Linked DNA regions of Homo sapiens: region 2 is linked to region 1. Evidence: chromatin loops called from intact Hi-C (ENCODE). Cell type or tissue: OCI-LY7. All regions are shown on one strand.

Region 1 (4,000 bases):
AAAATGTAAGCAGGAAAGTTCTACAGAAGAATGTCATGACACTGAGCTGGGCTTGCTGTCCGTTCTCAGAATACATTATCCCTCTTTTCAGAATTTAATTCAGGTTCGTGGGAAGTGGTAGAAACCATAGAGTCCTATGTTGAATGAAGAACAAGGAAGATGTATACAATAGATGCCAATCCAAACATATAAGGGGGTACCATATTAGTTTTGCACAGTAAGTGTTAAAGAACAAAAAAAAAACTAAAATATAGCTTATTCTCACACACCCTTGACCCACTCTTCCCCTACCCCCAAACACAAGCAAAATTTGATTATGTTAAGATGGAGCCTTAAAAAGCTCCCAGGTGATACCAATAATCAGCTAGGGGAGCACTTCTCTCAGGGATCTTTTAAGTCCCTTCTAGGACTTCAGTAAGTAGAAGATATGGTCTGTGCCCTCCAGAAGCTTGAAATATAATTAGAAAGTTAAAACAGAACAGGGTAATAGAAGAAGGCCCTAAGATAAGTATTGCAGAATTTTCAGAATGTGAAGAAGTAGGAAAGATGGAAGAAGCCATTCTGGAAAAAGACAGGAGAAGAGCATGAGGGGGCAGGGTATGTGGGGGTGCAATGAGTGGACAAGCAGCAGGCCCGGCAAACATGCAAAAAAGATTGGCTACCAGCAGTGCCAGCCTAGTCCTGAGCCAATAATTCTCCCTTCTGGGGTGTTTTCATTCAGATTTGTCTATCTTAAAGTGTCCTGAAGGTGGAAGAAGAGAGTATCAATTAACAGTCATGTGAGGCCTGTCTTCAATTCAGCCTCTTCTATAAAGCCTTCCCAGACCAGACCAAACCAAACTTACCTCTTTCTTCCTCTGAAGTCATGTAGAGCTAAACTGAGTACTTAATCCAACTCCCTCATATTACAGAGCGTAATCCTGAGAGATTCATTTGTTTACCCAATGTCACAGAGGTAGGAGAAGAGCCAAGAGAAGTAGATCTCTGCTCTCCCACTGACAGCCCAATGTTCCCTGCATTATTTCACCTTTTCTTCTTGTGGAAAGTGCATGTCAGTTCTTAATATCTCAACCCATGATTTTAAATTTTCATCATCATCCGTAGTCTAGTACAGTGTCAAACATAAGGAGTGCCCAACAAATACTTGTGAAGTTGAAGCAATAGCCCATAACTCCACCAATTTAAGAAAAGATTAAAATTTACCAATTCAAAAAACTAAGTAAATTGCAACTTAAATCCAAGAGTCCAATACCAAGACACATCACACTTAAATTTCTGAAGTTAGAGACAAAAAAATCTTGAAAGCAGCAAGAGAAAAATAACACCTTAATTCTAGGAAAAAGGAAATGTCAATGACAGCAGATTTTTCATCAGAAACCATGGAGGCTAAAAGTAAGTGATGAAAGAAAAGAATTTAACCCAGAATTCCATACCCAGAAAAAAGATTCTTTAAGAATGAAGGGGAAAAAATCAACATACTCTCAGATGAAAACAAGTAAAGGAGTTTTGTTGTTTATACCAGCAGATATACTCTAAAATAATAGCAAAAGGAAGTTCTCTAAACAAAAAGGAAACAGAGACCCTTGGACGTTAGGAAATACAATGTAAAGGGAGGGGCTTCAAGATGGATTACTAGAGACATCTCACCTCCTCCATAAAAAACCAAAATGAGTAGATATTCACACTTTAAATGGATCATCTAAGAGAGGGCACTGGAATTTAATAGAGAAGTGACAGCAAACACCTAAAATAAGGAAGGAGAGAGGAGCCCAGAGAGGCTGCCCAGTGCAGGGAAAGGTAAGTGAAAGATCCCCAAAAGGTCCACATTCCCACCACAGACTCCTGCGATCTCAGTGACAGGAGAGCCCTTGACCTTCCAGGCCCTGAGATTAACTTAGGGAGCTCCAAGGAGACAGCACAAAGTTTTTCTCCAGAAACAAAGCTGAGGCTGGATCCCACACCTGCCCCAGACCTAAGGAGCTTAAGCAGAATACTATTTTGAGAGCCCAACCCCCACCCACCTGCATCCTGCCCCGGGGCTCAACAGCCCTTGCATCTCCACATCTTTGGGGCCCCCTGACATCCTCCACCCGCAGCCTTACTAGCTGCTGCCATCAGGCCTGAAGCATGAGCCACAGGCAGCAATCCATCACTCCTGGCAGTGGGGCTGACACACATTTGCACACACCCTGAGGACAGATTCTTACCTACAGCCACCACCGTTGCTGGCTGCTGCCACTGGGCTGAAAAGCAAGCCGTGGGCAACAACCCTGCCAGCCCCAGCAATGGTGCTGCTGTGCGTTTACATATGAACTGAGGACAAGCTCCCACACCCACAGCCCCACCTGTGGCCAAAACACAAGCTCCTCAACTGCCTGCCTACAGCTGCTGCCACTGACAGCAACCTCACTTTCCCATCAGCAGGGCTGCAGCCACTTGCATGCACACTGGGACAGGCTTCCCCATCCACCACTGCCACTATCACCTGAGCACTACACTGGGGGGTTGGCGATCACCCAGCTCTGCCCGCCACAGCCCTTGCCCATATGCGCCACTGGGAGCCCCAAAGACAGACCCATCCAGCCTGGCTCCATGCCCCCTAGTGCTCAAGCATGCTGTTCAGTGGACTGGGGATTGCCCCACCCCATCCACTACTGTTGGCACCTGAGTACTCTTAACAAGGGCCTAAGGATAGACCCACCCAGCCTGCGGCTATCATCACAGCTGGAACCCACCTGTATGCACCACCTGTGGGCCTGGGGACTGGCCCACCCAGCACATCACAGCCCCCACCAACACCAGTACAGACAGCTGGGGAGGCAGAGGGTTTTCCTGCCACTACTACTGCCATCACTCATACCATGCCTGCTGTCCAGGGTCCCAAGGGCCCACCAGCCTGCCTGGCCCCTTGCTGCTGCTGCTGCTGTCTTCACCTGAGTAAGCCATCTGGAGGCCCAAGAATCAGCCTACCTGGAACCACTTGGTGCTGGCACGTGCACTGCCCTGTTGCCCAAGGACAGGCATGTTCCACCTACTACTGTCATCACTGCAGATGAGGACTGACACAGCTGGTGTCTTCATCCCCAGCAAATCTTCACCACAGCCTCTACTAATGACTGCACCCTAAACCACTAAGGAAATCAGACACCACTGACACTGTTTACAAGCAAAGAAATTATACAGAGACTAGACCATTGCATGCACCCAGAATCAAAGCCAAAGTGCCCTAACCAACCAACACCATAGATACATCTTCAGGAGAAGTCCTCCCAAGAAAGCAAATCCAAAAAATTAGAAGAAGCCGCTGTTACTCCAGATGCACCAGATATCAATGTGAGGACACAAAAATCATAAGAAAATATGACACCTCCAAAGAAATACAATAATTATCTAGCAACAGATTACAATGAAAAAAACTTACAAAAATCCTGGAAAAATAATTCAAGATAATTAAAGAAGCTCAATGAGATACAAGAGAACACAGGTAAATAATACAAAGAAATCAGAAAAACAGTTTAGGATATGAATGAGAAATTTACCAAAGAGATATCATAAAAAATAATCAAACAGAAATTCTGGAAATGAATAATTCAATGACCTAACAGACATTTATAGAACATTTCATCCAACAGCTGCAGAATACACATTCTTCTTACCAACACATGGAACATTCTCCAGGATAGACCATATGTTAGGCCACAAAACAAGCCTCAACAAATTTTTAAAAATGGAAGTCACATCAAGTATCTTTTCAGACCACAATGGAATAAAGCTAAAAGCAATAACAAGAGAAACTTTGGAAACTGCAAATACATGAAAATTAAACAACATGCTCCAGTATGACCACTGGATCAATGAAGAAATTGAGCAAATCAAAAAATATCTTGAAATACAGTATACCAAGACCTATGGGATATAGATGGAAGTACACAGCACTAAATGCCTACATCAAAAAAGTAGAAAGATTTCAAATATGCCATCTAACAATGCACTTCAAGGA
Region 2 (4,000 bases), 260 kb before region 1:
AATATGTGATGAGATGCAGGGTGGGTTGCAAATACAAGATGGAGAAATATAACGTCAGATGTTTTTAAGTAATGCTAACAAGAATATTGCAACGTGACTCTCACAATGAGGGGTTTCAGTTTGATGTACCCTACAATGAAGCATCTTGATAATGGATGTTGGGCCATCAAGTGCAGAGAACAGTAGCGTGGCCCTATTATTGTCCATCAACACTTTCCTACCCTTGGTCTCACCATGCTGTTTGTTTTTGTAGAAATGTACCACTAAAGTTTAAGATTGCAAGACTGTGAGATGGAAATTAATACCCAAAATGCGTAAGTTTTGTTGACAAAGAGGACAGACATTTGGCAGTTTTGTGTAGAGCAAATTTGATCTATTTTACAACATCAAATTCAGTTCTAATTATCAAATAATCAATCATTCCTTACATCCATCCTCCTGTGCCTTCTCTAATATTTTATAATTTTTGGATATTAGGGAAAAATTAAATATTCTAGTTTAGTCACAGCAGAATAATTTTTTATACTAAAGATGCAAATTTAAAAAATAATTCTAAAAGTCAGGAAGGAGCTGTTTACAGTATACATGTAACTGGACATTATCATACTGTTGGTAGTTTTGTAAATATCTAACCACTCTTTAAAAGATGATTGTGGCTTTAGTCACTTATAGCTGTTCATCTAGTGTGTTCATATTTCAGTATTTGAGGACAGAAATGAGATAGAAAGGAGTTTCATGAGCTGCAGCTTTTTAGGAGTGAGAAATTGGAATGTGAGTATCATTCAAGAATGTTCTTTAGCTGAGGAACAGAGAGTACGTTATTGGGTTTCAGGGAACCAGAACCAATCATTTGGTCTCAGGTCTACAATGCTAAGCCAAAAAGCAAGACTTAAGCATTTGGCATTAGGCGCTGGGAAATTCAGAGAATTAAAAGCATCTTCTACCTATGACTCCTTCATATTAGGAAAGAAGACTGATATTCTTTAGTATGCATAGATCTAATGAAACTTAATGGCTCAGATAAATAAAATAAAAACAAGATCATAAGCCAATTTCCTTCCAGAAGACCTAAAAAACTCCACCAAAATTAAAGAATGGCCATGCTGTTAAAATTCCGTTGTCTACAAACACTCATTGTTTCAAAAACATTGATCAGAATTGTACTTGGCCAATGTTACTGGAAACATTTTTTCAAGACAAATCAGGGTTTAAGAGGCTTCTAATAAGTTAGTTGTAGTATATGAATTGTTTAAGCCCTTATTAATTATAAGGTAACATTAGGTTGGTTTATTTTCAGAGTCATCAAGAATGCTTATGGAAAGTTGAGATTTGCATAATATTTGCATTTGTCCTACCTGCCTGTCAGTCACTCATAGCCATAGCGCCATAAGGCAAGAACTGTTAAAGGTTGGATTACAGGAAGAATTCTAATCAAAACACCTTGGTGTATCGGTGATGTTTGAAAGTAGTGTAAATGGCATGTTTCATAGAAAGTTAAAACTCAACTTTGGAAGAATGAAAATAACTACAACATCATGACTCGCACCTGCTGCCACCCCACTTTCACAACAGCTGTTGTGAGGCCACAGCTTCCATCTTTAGAAAGACAAACAAAACGTGAACAACTTCCTGCTGTGGTCTAGCTGGAGAATCTGACTAACCTGAATAAGAGTTTGATTCTAAGACATTGGGTGGGGTGAAATAACTTGACTATATTTTCTTTGTGATATTTTTATTCATTTATTATTTTAATAACAATTTATGATAAAAATACTATATTTGGAACTATAATAAAGCACAGTGAAGGAAAAAAAATGACCTGTAAGCCAATTGCTCAGAGATAACTTCTATTAATATCTTGATGGGATTTTTTGACTTGTTCTAAAGGAGTGAGTTCCAGGGCATAGCTTAGACAATCCAATGGTTAAGGCATTTACTAAATTAATGTGTTTTTCTTTTCTTATTATTGTGATCTGTGTTTTTCTGCTTTTCCTCCTTATGATGATGACAAACCTATTAATACTGAATGCTATATTTTGCCTAAAATAATTCTGTGGCCCTGCTCAGGGGAGCTATGCATTGGGTGAAATCTCTGATCTTTCATACCTATCTGATACCCATTCTTGAAGAAAAAACTCACAGTACAGAAGTTTCTCGATTACTGTTTGTCTGAAAGTGCAGCTGGTTAACCTTGCTTTCCTCTTCTCTATGTTCCTTCTCTTCTCTTTCCTCTTCCCCTTGTTCGTCAATTTCTATTCTCTGTTTCAGCAAAACAATATCAGTCAAGGTAATTGATGATGAGGAGTATGAGAAAAACAAGACCTTCTTCCTTGAGATTGGAGAGCCCCGCCTGGTGGAGATGAGTGAGAAGAAAGGTGGGGGAGCTGCTCCAGGGCTGAGCCCAACAGCTTCTGCTGGCCTGTGCCACCCCTGGATGCCTGCACTCTTCAGAACATGACTTACAATGCACACATCCCTCCACCTATGTAACAGGGCACAGATCTCATGCTGAGCCACAGTAGGCAGGCCTGTAGCTACATCAGCCAGCGTTAGGTGCGCTGCACATTAACGTCTGAGAGATTAATTTTCAGGGCAGTCAATCAAGCATCCATTTCTGGGAAAGTTGCTGCAGATGCCATGCAATGCCATGCCAAAATACCCCAAAATGGGGTACCTACTGACTGCTAACTGAAGCGGGAATAATTCGTGAAAGTGATAAATTAGCAAAGAAAACTTAATGGGGGCCAGCCAAGAGTACCCAAGATGCCCTTTTACATACTTCAGGAGGCCCATGTGCTGCCAGTTCTCCCTCCATAACATCACAGTAACATTCAGCTTGGTGGACACCAAGAGCATGAGCGTGTGACTCCAACCATTTGTTTTGCCTTTGTCTTGTGTTCCCACAGGAAGATCATTACCATTAGAATATTTGACCGTGAGGAATATGAGAAAGAGTGCAGTTTCTCCCTTGTGCTTGAGGAACCAAAATGGATAAGAAGAGGAATGAAAGGTGTGAGAGTAAACAAAGACATACCAGCGAGAAATTGTACTCTTCTCTCTCCGTGTCTCCCTACTCTCACACTTAACTCTCTCCTCTTCCTCGGCTTCCAAGTACTATACTTCATTGCCTTTGAAGCTTTAGCAATTTCATTTCCCTTCCCTAATTCACAAGTGCAACAGGCAACGCCCACTTTCTTCAGGAAATGCCAACTAACCTTGATTGCAACCAGATTTAATAACACTGAAAGGGATTTCTGTAATTCAGAAATGATTACATAAAAGAATGTGTTTAGTTTTTCACTACTCACGGTTTATTCTAAAATGTCACTCCAATTATTAAATCTTCCCTAAAATTTTAGTGATAAAGACGACTTAATACCTCATCAATCATACCTCAATAAAGCTGGAAAAAAGAAACTGCTTAATACCTATTAGTATTAGTAGATGACCCTAATGGCAACTAACAGGAAACTTCAGAATTCAAATAATTAGGCTTCTTTGGAGAACACAGTTTAAAAATATTTAATAAGAACAAAGATCCTTAAAGAGTAGTATTTTCAATATTCTAGTGCTCATTTTAGCATATTTTTATATCATCAAATACAACATTTAAAAGGCACCATATCTATGAAACCAAAGCCTACCTAGCTTTATGCTCCAAAATCTCTTGATAATTACAGAATTAGTAAATTATTAACACATATAAAAAAAAGAAAAAATAAAAGTAGTGTCCTTTATAACTAGATTATGCCGATTTTGCTGATTATTAATATATGGCATATATTTCATAGGAAAGACAGCAATCTTGTATCAGCTTTACAGAGGATTTTTTATTCTGAATTGTTCATAGGGCTTCATATAATTATCCTCTAATGGTGGCCATTTTAAAAGGAATTCTGGTGATTTACTTATTGTGTAAAATGAGCAGACCACATATTAATAGCTCTTATTAGTTGCATACAAACAATTGGTGAGAGCAGTATGATATAATGAGATGGGC

Evidence for each region. A loop is a pair of places that touch in the nucleus more often than their neighbours do. Peaks named below come from ENCODE experiments on the same cell type or tissue, not always from the same donor. Only the 100,000 strongest peaks of a DNase experiment are listed, where the experiment ranks them.
Region 2: a loop joins it to region 1, with 4 times the contacts of the local background. A loop is called at or near these places in 1 of 110 quality-filtered maps.

The regions. Positions count from the first base shown.
Region 1 is chr2:39,918,754-39,922,753 of GRCh38, reverse strand. The region is part of intron 1 of SLC8A1-AS1 (SLC8A1 antisense RNA 1); the gene reads right to left. Among named protein-coding and RNA genes, the nearest start is that of SLC8A1-AS1, 3.1 kb to the right of the region's middle. RefSeq lists an enhancer at 1,594-2,253. In OCI-LY7, CTCF peaks have their summits at 716 (motif pointing right) and 2,329; DNase peaks (open chromatin) are centred at 773, 2,053, 2,343 and 2,723; H3K4me3 peaks cover 2,653 bases; H3K27ac peaks cover 3,721 bases.
Region 2 is chr2:40,176,762-40,180,761 of GRCh38, reverse strand. It overlaps SLC8A1 (solute carrier family 8 member A1), which reads left to right. Exons shown (of 11, transcript NM_021097.5): 3 at 2,269-2,375. All of the region lies in intron 3 of SLC8A1-AS1 (SLC8A1 antisense RNA 1), which reads right to left. Among named protein-coding and RNA genes, the nearest start is that of SLC8A1-AS1, 260 kb to the right of the region's middle. In OCI-LY7, CTCF peaks have their summits at 2,125 and 2,326; DNase peaks (open chromatin) are centred at 1,581 and 2,371; H3K4me3 peaks cover 963 bases; H3K27ac peaks cover 2,439 bases.